2 separate regions of the Homo sapiens genome follow, and region 2 is linked to region 1. The links are chromatin loops, found by intact Hi-C in ENCODE. Cell type or tissue: heart right ventricle. All regions are shown on one strand. Links, peaks and the distances in the headings refer to the core of each region. The heading gives the core; the rest is flanking DNA.

Region 1 (5,115 bases), core at 655-4,654:
GTGTGATCTCATTAGATGCTAGTTTCCTTTCATCTGAAACAAAAAAGTGAATTAAACAATAGCAATGTGTGTCAAACTTACCTAATCTCTATTGCAACTTCTCTGTCCCTTACCAACCTCTACTTGGTTTTCTAGGATCCTATGCAACCGAGGTGGCCGTACAACACAGAAGTCTGCTGGTATTGCCTCTAACCCTTTGTAATGGGCTGAATAGTGTCCCCAAATAATTCATGTTCACCTATACCTGTGACATTATTTGGCAATAGGGTCTTTGTAAATGTAATCAAGTTAAAATGAGGTCCTACTGTACCGGGACAGGCCATGAATCCAATAGAACTGGTATCCTTATAAGAAGAGGGAAATTTGGAGATGGAGTCACACAGACATACAGGTTAGAAGGCCATTTGAAGCAAAGATTGGGGAGTTGCACCTACAAGCCGAGGAACACCAGGGATTGCTGGCCCTACAGAAGCTAGAAGGGGCAGGGAAGGACTCCCCCGTAGGGCCTTCAGAGAAAGCCTGGCCCTGCCCATGCCTTGATGTTAGGCTTCCAACCTCCAGAACTGTGAGAGAACAATCTCTGTTGTTTAAGCCACCCAGAGTGCGGTACTTTGTTAGGGGAGCTTTAGGAAACAAATTCAACCTCCTTCCTTTCTTCTTCATTGAATGAGGATGGGATGCTGAGAGGAACAGCAGACATCTTATGAGTTTGAGGGCAGATGCTGTACCTAAGTAAAGACAGTAGACCAGAAAGACAAGAAAAGCTGGCTTCTTTGTGGCAAGTTCCCTAGATTAGAGATAAGTCAATCTCTACATGTTTCAGTTCTTGCCACCGAGATTTTCTGTGACAGATGACACATTCCTGACTAATGCCCTATGGTCAAGTAGAAATAACTAGAGTTACCTGACTTCATGTCTCAGCCATGCTGTTATGTAGATGGGTGGCCCTGGACAAGTCATTAAAACTTCTTGGGCAAGGTGCGGTGGTTCACACCTGTAATCTCAGCACTTTGGGAGGCCGAGGCAGGTGGATCACGAGGTCAGGAGATCCAGACCATCCTGGCTAACATGGTGAAACCCCATCTCTACTAAAAATACAAAAAATTAGCCAGGCGTGGTGGCGGGTGCCTGTAGTTCCAGCTACTGGGGAGGCTGAGGCAGGAGAATGGCGTGAACCGGGGAGGCGGAGCTTGCAGTGAGCCAAGATCTCACCACTGCACTCCAGCCTGGGTGACAGAGCGAGACTCCGTCACAACAACAACAACAACAACAACAACTTCTGAACATTTTATTCCCCTTTAAAATGGAAACAATCATATCTACCCGAGTTTAAGTAAGATATTTTATGGGAAAGCCAGATGTCATCAATGGGGCAGGAGAAACTAATACACATTATCAGGGCTGTCAGATCCCAAAGGACCTGAATGCTGATATACCTGACATATAAAGATCATTTTCTCCATCTTTATCCTTACTGGAGGAGCTCCCAGTTTTTGTTTGTTTGTTTGTTTGTTTTTTAAGCAGGAAGCAGTTCTCAGCAGCCAGCCCTGGTAAAGGTACTTCATAAAATATAAAGGACCATACCAACACTGGGGGATATTCAAGTGCAAATTAAATAGGTCCATCCCACAACTTATATGAAGGGCCCAAAACGTTCTCATCCAACAAAAGAAAACAGAGGTGATTTTTTCTCAAGTTCATTCTGGGGTAGTTTCACCCCCATAAGCTTCCCAAACCATCCTTTTCTTGACCTGGTTATGTCATCCCCATCACAAGACCCTTCCTTTGGTTAGGAGCAAACAGAAGACATGAGCTAGTGGCCTGTGGAGTCAACTCTTCCTAGTCAGAAGGCAGCAGAATGACCAAGATGGAAACCTGTTCCACAGGTCCTTGCCCCCTGATGTAACTGAGTAGCAAACTTCAGAGTAGACCCCAAACACACACCACAGCTCCCTGGGGAGGCTGAGGGGACATCTGAACGTTCCCAGCAAGGCACATTGAACAGAGTACATCTTTTACCCACTTCCCACTTGGTAGGTGGGTCTGTCGTTGAGCGAGCCCAATTTTCCAAAAGGCTGGAGCCGCCCAGTGTTCAGCACCTCCAGACTCAGGGCTATGCTTGGCCTAGTGTCCCAGCTCCATTCATCTCTTGTCCCTCTCAGAATTCAATTCAGATCACCTTTTTGCAGACTGAATCTAAGCCCAGGCAGGCCCTGGTCTGTCCTTCCTTTTCCTCCCGCCTGTCCTCACCCTCTCACCACTTTAGAGCTAAGTGAATACAGTTTTCCAAATATAGTTTTGCAGCCGGTATGCTAGGCCTCCTAATGAGCCATGATAATTGCTTCTGCTATTTTCCAAAATGAAAATCAACCTCTGAAGAGCAGCTGGTTTGTTGTAATGTTCTCCTCCCTCCGGTTACATTCCACATTCCTGCAAGTCAGTCAAATCCCAGCCTTGACTGCCCCATCCATGAGCAGGGCCTGTGGGAGAGGGCAGGAGGAATGTGCTGATGGTGAGGAAACGGGCCTTGCCACTTGAATAGGCGAGCTATTGTGTCCCTTTTATATTTAAGGGACTAGGGAAAGAGAAAGAGTAGGGGGAAGATCTGGATTTGTTTTTGAATTCTAACATGTCTTATTATGTGTTGTGCTTATCAATGTATCTGAAAAGGTAACCAAGTTTTTAGATGACAGAGCAAAGATGGTTCCACTCTCCTTTTTTCAAGAATCGCTCCAAAACAATAAAGAGAATGAGAAACAATAGTGAAACCCATATTCTATAAGGGCAGGAGACATCTGTAATCTGGAACTGCAATGGATGAAGATGAGAAACCGATGGAGGAATGGGAGCCACTTATTAGATCTCTGGAAAGTCAAACCCAAGAGCCAGGAGGTGATACCATTGTGAATCAGGCTGACTTCCCACTGCGGAAAACAGGGAAGTCTGGAGAGTTGACAGATCCACATACTGCATTGATCAGAAGTGAACATGGAACTGAAAACAGCCCTGTAGTAGAAAGATAATAACACCAGGTACCATTTGTGGTGCACCTTTTCTTCCTCTTTACAAACATTCTCTCATGCAATCCTCATGACAACAGCAAAAGGTATTATTTCCCTCCTTTTATGGATGCAAAATCTAAGGCTCAGAGGGAAAAAGTCTTTTGTCCCAGATTGCAAAGAGAGAATAAGACACTGCATCAATGTATGTATCCTTAATTCCAAAGCCCTACCACTAGACCCCACCACCTCTCTGGGTAAAACCGAGCCATGAGTGCCCAGTGTACCCATGCTGAATAGGTGGCCAGGGTGACATATGCCTGGCAATGGTGATGGCAGGGACTGGGTAGGGCTCATGCTGCCTAGGCTCTTGCTTCACTCCTTGGCACAGCCATTTTGCCTAAGCTGCTCTATTGTTTTGAAAATGCTACAGAAACAAAGTCTAACCACCTCCCCCTTGTCATCTGCAACAGGATCTGATCTGGTGGGGCACTCTTGCTGGGATGGGGTACACCTAGTCCTAGAAGGTGGGTTCTTTCAGTTACTAAGAGTCCACCAAACACTCTGGCCTGTATCCTGGGAGGGAGGATGGATATCAAGGAAACAGCTCATCCCTTCTTACCCTCTCCTGTTTACTACTGCCCTGTTACCTGCCCTGCACCAACCAGAGTAGGCTGCAGATCCCACTGTTGCTTTTTCCCCCATTGGATCCACTGGTCACCCAAAGTGCAAAAGTCTGGGTGAACCCAGATCATGAAGAAACAAAGCGCACAGTGTCAAAACTGCAAAATAAAGTCTTCAGTGTCGATTCTCTAGTTTGTTCGTGGTGCAAAAATCTATCATCAGACACTTCATGAGAATCAGTATAAAAGTATTCACTCTGTTAGGCATTTTGGAGGTGAAACAGACCAAGGGCATGGTGTCTGCCCTCAAGAATCCATAATCAGTCAGAGAGCTGCAGCATCAGCCCCTGAAAAGAGAAGGAAAGCTATCAGGCTGTGTGTGGTTAAGAGCTTGTGGAGAGCTGTTCCGAGTTCTGAAGTTTTCCTCGTGGACTGTTTCTCTGGCTTTCCCATTAAATTGTGAATGCTTTGAAGGGAGGAGTTCTTGTTTTTGCTTTTCGTTTTTGTATTTCCAGTGCATGGCAGTGTGTGGGGCACATATCAGCTGCTGAGTGAACATTTGTCAAATGAATGAATTAATTAATCAGTCCATCAATCAATCAGTATGTCCAGAGGAAGGAGTTCTGCAGAGTGCAGAGAGCTGGAGTGGGTAGGGAATGCATTCATGAAAAGATGGGACCACCGCCAGGTAAGCAGGTATTATCCAACAACTCCGTAAAACCAATGGAAACTTCCAAAGGACAAGACTCCTAGCATGGAAATCAGACTTGTCGTAACAGATTTTGGTGAGACTGAAGGAGACAAGCAGGGGTGACACCAAGGCAAGCCCTTTCCAAAATGTAAGTACAAAGGCAGCCATGAATAAAAGAAATACCTAGAAACAGTTATCTACTTGGCTGTAAGTATTGCCACTGCATCTAAATTCCCATGTCGTGAAGACAGGGAAACTTGTATCATACATTTATCTTTACTCTAGAGAGTCAGTCTAATTATTATTGGCCTTAATTCATACCCCAGGCAGCTGCAACAGTCTTTGCCTGCCATCAAATAGTGTTTCAAAAGGTGTGAAATTCTTTTCTGGCATTGAATAACATCAGAGCCATGGATTCTATTTACTACTTACACTGAGATACCCAGCAAACAGGGCCAAAACAACAACAGCGACAAAAGAAAACAACTTTGAGAAACCAAATTCTGCACATGTTACTGACAGGTAAATTGAACTGCTGGTTATTCCCTCATTCAATATTTATGAGCATTCACCAAACAGGCACTGGCCATGCAGCAGACAGAGCATGGAGATTCAGTGGAGAATAAACACACAGGGTTTCTGCTCCATGGACTTCAGGTTCAGGTATCTGTACAGGCACTGCGATTTCACTAGCTTTTAGTACTTCTAAGACAGGGATCAGCAAAGTACATCCCACAGGTCAAATTCAGCTCATCCCCTGTTTTTTACAGTCTTTGCACTAAGAATGTTCTCTGTACTTTTA
Region 2 (5,115 bases), core at 544-4,543, 170 kb after region 1:
TAGCTGGAGACACTGGAAGATGCTCTTGTTATTCTCGGATCACCGCCTACCCCCAAAACCCATCCTCCCTGCTGCCTTACCTGAGAAGTTGAACCCCAGAGACAGAAAGGATCACCTGCACTCCTTGTACTGGGCCTTCCCATCGGCCAACGTGTGGCATGAACGAGGCTGCATCCCTCTTCCATAGCACCTGCACTCGTAGGCTCTGCAAATTTCATCCCCACCTTTGGCCCTTCAGGCCTAGGGCAAGTCACAGCTCCCCAGAACTGTTCATCCCCAGGTGTCTCGCCATCCCTAGATAGCACCTGTAAGCCTGACTACACCTCTGTAAAGCGTGCCCTTCATTAAATTTTCTTCTGTTAAACCCTTTGGAGTGGGTCTTGGTTTTCCTGCCAGAACCATGACTGACATGGACAGTTACTTAACCTCTCTGAGTATTGACTTCTTTGCCTCTAAAATGAGGATGAAAATATTTACTTGGCAAGGTTATGGCAAAGGTTATGTGAGATGACCTCTATGGAGCATCCATTATGTGTCTGGCACTATACGATGCATTTTACATGCATGAATTCTCCTCTCTGCCTTTTTGAACATGCAAACAATACCTTGCCCCTAGACTGTCTAACAGAAAAGAGCAAGGATGAACTTTTAGCTCATCGTCTGGGTCTAGCCTTCTGAAGCTACAGGGTCTGACAGCTTGGGTGGAAGATGAAGATGTTTGCATTGTCTCACAGCTGGAAGGGAAGCACATGATGTGCTCTGTGTGTGACACGGGCCTTGCTAACAATTCCAGGCCCTACCAGCCAAAGATAAAACCTGTACACATGCACAGTGTTCTCTACTTTAGCAAGGAAGGTGGCCGTGGCCAGCTCAGCTTGGGATCTCTTCCTCAAGGCCGCCTTGTGAGATCCACTCATCCTGCAGGACCAAGGCACTCAGCCTGGCCAAGGGCTTCCATTTTGTAGGGATGAGGAGAACTTTACTAAGCTAAGGGCTCTGTGGTCACGGCCAATCATCTCTACACTCAAGTAATAGAGTCAAGCATCTTGATCACTAATAATCACTGTAAAGGATTAGTTAAATCTCCAGAGAAAATCCAACTCAATCTTTCCATAATGTCATTCTTTCAGTGAGTATATAGGAAGGACTCACCATGTGTCATTATAGGGGGCTGAGCTGGATAGAATACAAATTTAAGCGCAGCCAGCATCCTTCAGGAGCTTAGAGTTACGTGGAGAAGCCAGGCATCCAGTACCTTATGCAGTCAGTCACCAGCTCTCCACGTGCACAAAAGCTCGGATGGAACAACTCATGCATGGTTTGGCAGCTCACCAGAGGGTGACATCAAAGTGGGGAAAAGTGGTTGCAGTTGTCTTCACGGCAACAGAAGAACAGGGGAACTCAGGACGTGACTTTCCAAGGTTACTAAAGTCCTGATCTGCAACTCATTTGCACAGCCCACATCAGAGTGTGCAGCTTGACAGCAGATCTGATCTTAGCCTGACTGTTTACTACCTTCACAAAGTCATCCTTCTGGTAGTTGTTTGATCGACCTGTTCAGACCCTGGGTTCTTTTTTTGTTTTAGATGCAGTTTTGGTCCTGTCGCCCAGGCTGGAGTGCAGTGGCATGATCTCGGCTCACTGCAACCTCTGCCTCCCCAGTTCAAGCGATTCTCCTGCCTCAGCCTCCCAAATTAGCTGGAATTACCGGTGCCGGCCACCATGCCTAGCTAATTTTTTTGTATGTTTTAGTAGATATGGGGTTTCACCACATTGGCCAGGCTGGTCTCAAACTCCTGACCTCAGGTGACCCACCCGCCTCGGCCTCCCAAAGTGCTGGGATTACAGGCGTGAGCCACTGTGCCCGGCCTGGGTTCATTTTTAAGCAGCTCCACTGGTTCTTTTCCTGTGTTTCCTATATTTGCTACATTTTTTCACTCTCATACTTGTTGTTATAACCATAATTTCCTATGATCAGTTTACAAAGAATAGCCAATCATTCACGCGGAAATGCATCCAATGGCTTTTTCGTGTTTCATCCAACCCATGATTCAGGACTCTGTGATCTTCTGTTACACTTCCAGGTATTGTAAACACCGACACTTTACAGAAGAAAATTAACAAAAAGCAGAGAAAATTTTTTGTTTTGTTTTAAAACATTCAATATGTAGGGTTTTTTTTCTAATCATATTTTTATGTAGCTAATCTTTTAGGCAGGGAAGTACATTTTTGTTAATTTCTGTACTCTGTACAATTTCTGTATAATGGCATATTAAATATTTACACAGATCTGATGAAATTAGGAACAGCGGCAGTCATTCCTTTATTTCATTTTATTGTGCATCTACTAGGTGCCAGTCACTGTTTTTGGCATCGGGGATAAAATAGTGAAAGAAATGAAGTCGTCCCTCTCTTGGTGATTACAATCTAGTGAAAGGAGGTGGAGAATGAGCATGTCTATGGTAAATCAGGTAGTAATATATGCTGAGAACAAAAAATAAAGCAGAGTACAGGAACAGAGGATCAGGTGCTGTTTTAGATCAGGTGGCCAGCAGAGGCCTCTTGGATAAAGCGAGAGACCCTAATAGAGGGAACAGCCAGTGCAAAGGTCCCAAGAGAGCAGAAGTTTGGCAGTCTGGGAAGAGAAGTAAGGAAGCCGGTGTGCATGCAGTGGAGTGGGAGAGCGGGATTAGTTGTGAAAGAAGGGATCAGAAAGGCAATCAGAGTATGAATCACATAGGATCGCCCAGTCCATGGGAAGAACTTTGGGCATCATTCAGAGTGAGCTGAGAGTCTCGTTAGAGAGTTCTGAGCAGCACATGATACAATTTACGTTTCAGATGGTCCACTCTGGCTGCTGCTGTGTGGAGAATAGACCTCAGGGGGAAGCGGTGTCAGGGCCGGAGTGGAGGGGCCACCACAATCATCCAGGCATGAGCTGACAGGGCCTCAACTCAATGTGACGTGCATTTCATCTTTGCCATCTTCTTTCCTTGATTCCCATAAGCCATGTTTGTGTTTTGCTTTGCTTTGTTTTTTTTTTCATCCTTGGTGGAAATGAAGTTTCATATGTCACAGCTAACCACAAAATATAGACTCTCTTAAATAAAACATAATGTTGGCTAAAATTATGGTACCAGTATACTCTTTTTATCTCATTCACTCTAATTTGAAGAAAGAAATATAAGATTCTCTTTCTTTTCCTGCATGAAAATCCTCCTAGCAGTAAGTTTCAGATTTTTGAGAGATTGGTACAACATCAGATTAGAAATTGAGAACTTTGCTTTATTAAATGGACTTTTCTTCTAGTAAATTTTTGTTTAACCACTTCTAAACTGCTTATATCAGACTTTCAGAAACTTATCCTTTAAAAAGGAATGCCTATGATGCTAATTTTCAGAGATTGAATCATATCTGAATTACGTTATCTGACAGTTTTCAGGTCTATAAATGTAAGATCATCACTCAATTTCCAACTTACAGTCAACACACAAAAAAGGGAGAAAGCGAAGTATGGCATTGCTAGAGACTGTATCACTGGTTTATAATATTCAATGTTCTCCCTACAGACCAGGGCCTGCAGAACAATTATACTTTCCTCCTTGCCAAGATGAGGCTTGGCTATTTGATTTGCTTTGGGCAATGAAATGTGAGTAAAAGTGGCCTGTACCGTACCTGAGCAGAGGCTTTCAAAACTAACACATGGTCTCACCATTGCTCTTTCCCTCTGCCATGAGGCTGACAGAGGCACAGACAGGAACTGCTCCTTCAGCCTAGGCTCTGGAATCAAATGACATAGAGTAGAGCTCAGATTGCCTGCAAACTATGACTTGAGAAAGAAAAGATCTTGTTTTTGTTAAGACATTGAGAATTGAGGGCTGCTTGTTACTGCAGCATAACTAAACCCAAGCTGACTGGTAAAGACATAAACCTGTTTTTTACCTATTTTTGCTCCAAATAGGTGGAACCTTAGAGTGGGATCTGTTGCTTTCTTACAGTTTATTATAGCCAGATTTGGACTAACCTAAAAGGACCTGAAGCAAACTTTAGTGGCATTTAGAAGATTTGTTAAAGTCTCAAGAAGTCCCTATGTTCTCTCCAGGTTACACTTTTGGGATTTTCTAATCCGGAAAATCTCCAAGGTGCAATTTCATTTGGACCTTCCCCTTCAATATCTTAACCTGGGGCCTGGGATACAGAATATTTCCCAGTCTTCCTTAAAATAGTAAGCTTGATTTTTGAATAAAGACCTGTTGCCATGACAGGGTGGTGAAGATGGACCACTGAAATGATGTGCCCTCCAACAGACTGGATAATGTTGGGGGACAGAGTGTTATCACTCCAACTTGCTTCCCAGATCTTGGGTTGAGTATTGATAAGGTCTATCAATAACTTAGCCTTTCACGGAATGTCCTGGGGTTACTTAGAGATCTTCCTAAATGTGAATATATATCAGATAATTTGTAATTTCCCAGCTTAAAAGTCCCCAGCGGTTTATGAATACACTTCCAATCAGCATCTAAACTCCTTCACATGACCTTGCGAGTTCATAAGCATGAACTGGCCCCTGCCTAGCCCTCTTATCCACTGCCTGCCTTTTTCTCCATCAACTTTTTCTTCTCCATTTGTACTGGTCTTCTTTCAGTTTCCCAAATACATCAAAATCTTTCCCTGGTTAGGGACTGCAATTATTGTTTCTTTCTCCTGGAACATTCCTGACTCTTCACCTATTTTATTTTTCAAAGCATAAAAGACTGTGGCTGAACAGTTGGGGCTCCCCTGAGAAAGGGTGCTAGGAGCACCGTGTTCCCAGCAGCAGCCCCGGCACTTGTCAACTCTCAGGATAGACAGGAAAGCAGAGAAAACTGTCAGGGAAATCCCTTCCCACCCTTGCCTAGGTTTTCCCAAAACTTCACCTTCAAATAATTGCCATGCCCACTTTTTGAAGAGGCCCCACCAAATATTGTTGAAAACCACTCCATAAATCAGAGGTGCTAATCCCAATTAATATCAATAGTGTGCCTTTTTGTTGCCCATCTTTTCTGTCTCTTCCCAATTCAGTTTTCCTCCAGATTTCTGTCTGGTTCTGTCTGTGTGGCCAAAATGAGTGACGAG

What was found. Hi-C counts contacts between places; a loop is a spot of excess contacts. Peaks named below come from ENCODE experiments on the same cell type or tissue, not always from the same donor. Only the 100,000 strongest peaks of a DNase experiment are listed, where the experiment ranks them.
Region 2: a loop joins it to region 1, with 24 times the contacts of the local background. A loop is called at or near these places in 3 of 110 quality-filtered maps.

What each region holds. Positions count from the first base shown.
Region 1 is chr6:14,398,694-14,403,808 of GRCh38, reverse strand. No RefSeq gene overlaps it. Among named protein-coding and RNA genes, the nearest start is that of LINC01108, 120 kb to the right of the region's middle. In heart right ventricle, for the core only: no CTCF peak of the experiment used is centred there; no DNase peak of the experiment used is centred there; H3K27ac peaks cover 772 bases.
Region 2 is chr6:14,225,024-14,230,138 of GRCh38, reverse strand. No RefSeq gene overlaps it. Among named protein-coding and RNA genes, the nearest start is that of LINC01108, 58 kb to the left of the region's middle. In heart right ventricle, for the core only: no CTCF peak of the experiment used is centred there; no DNase peak of the experiment used is centred there.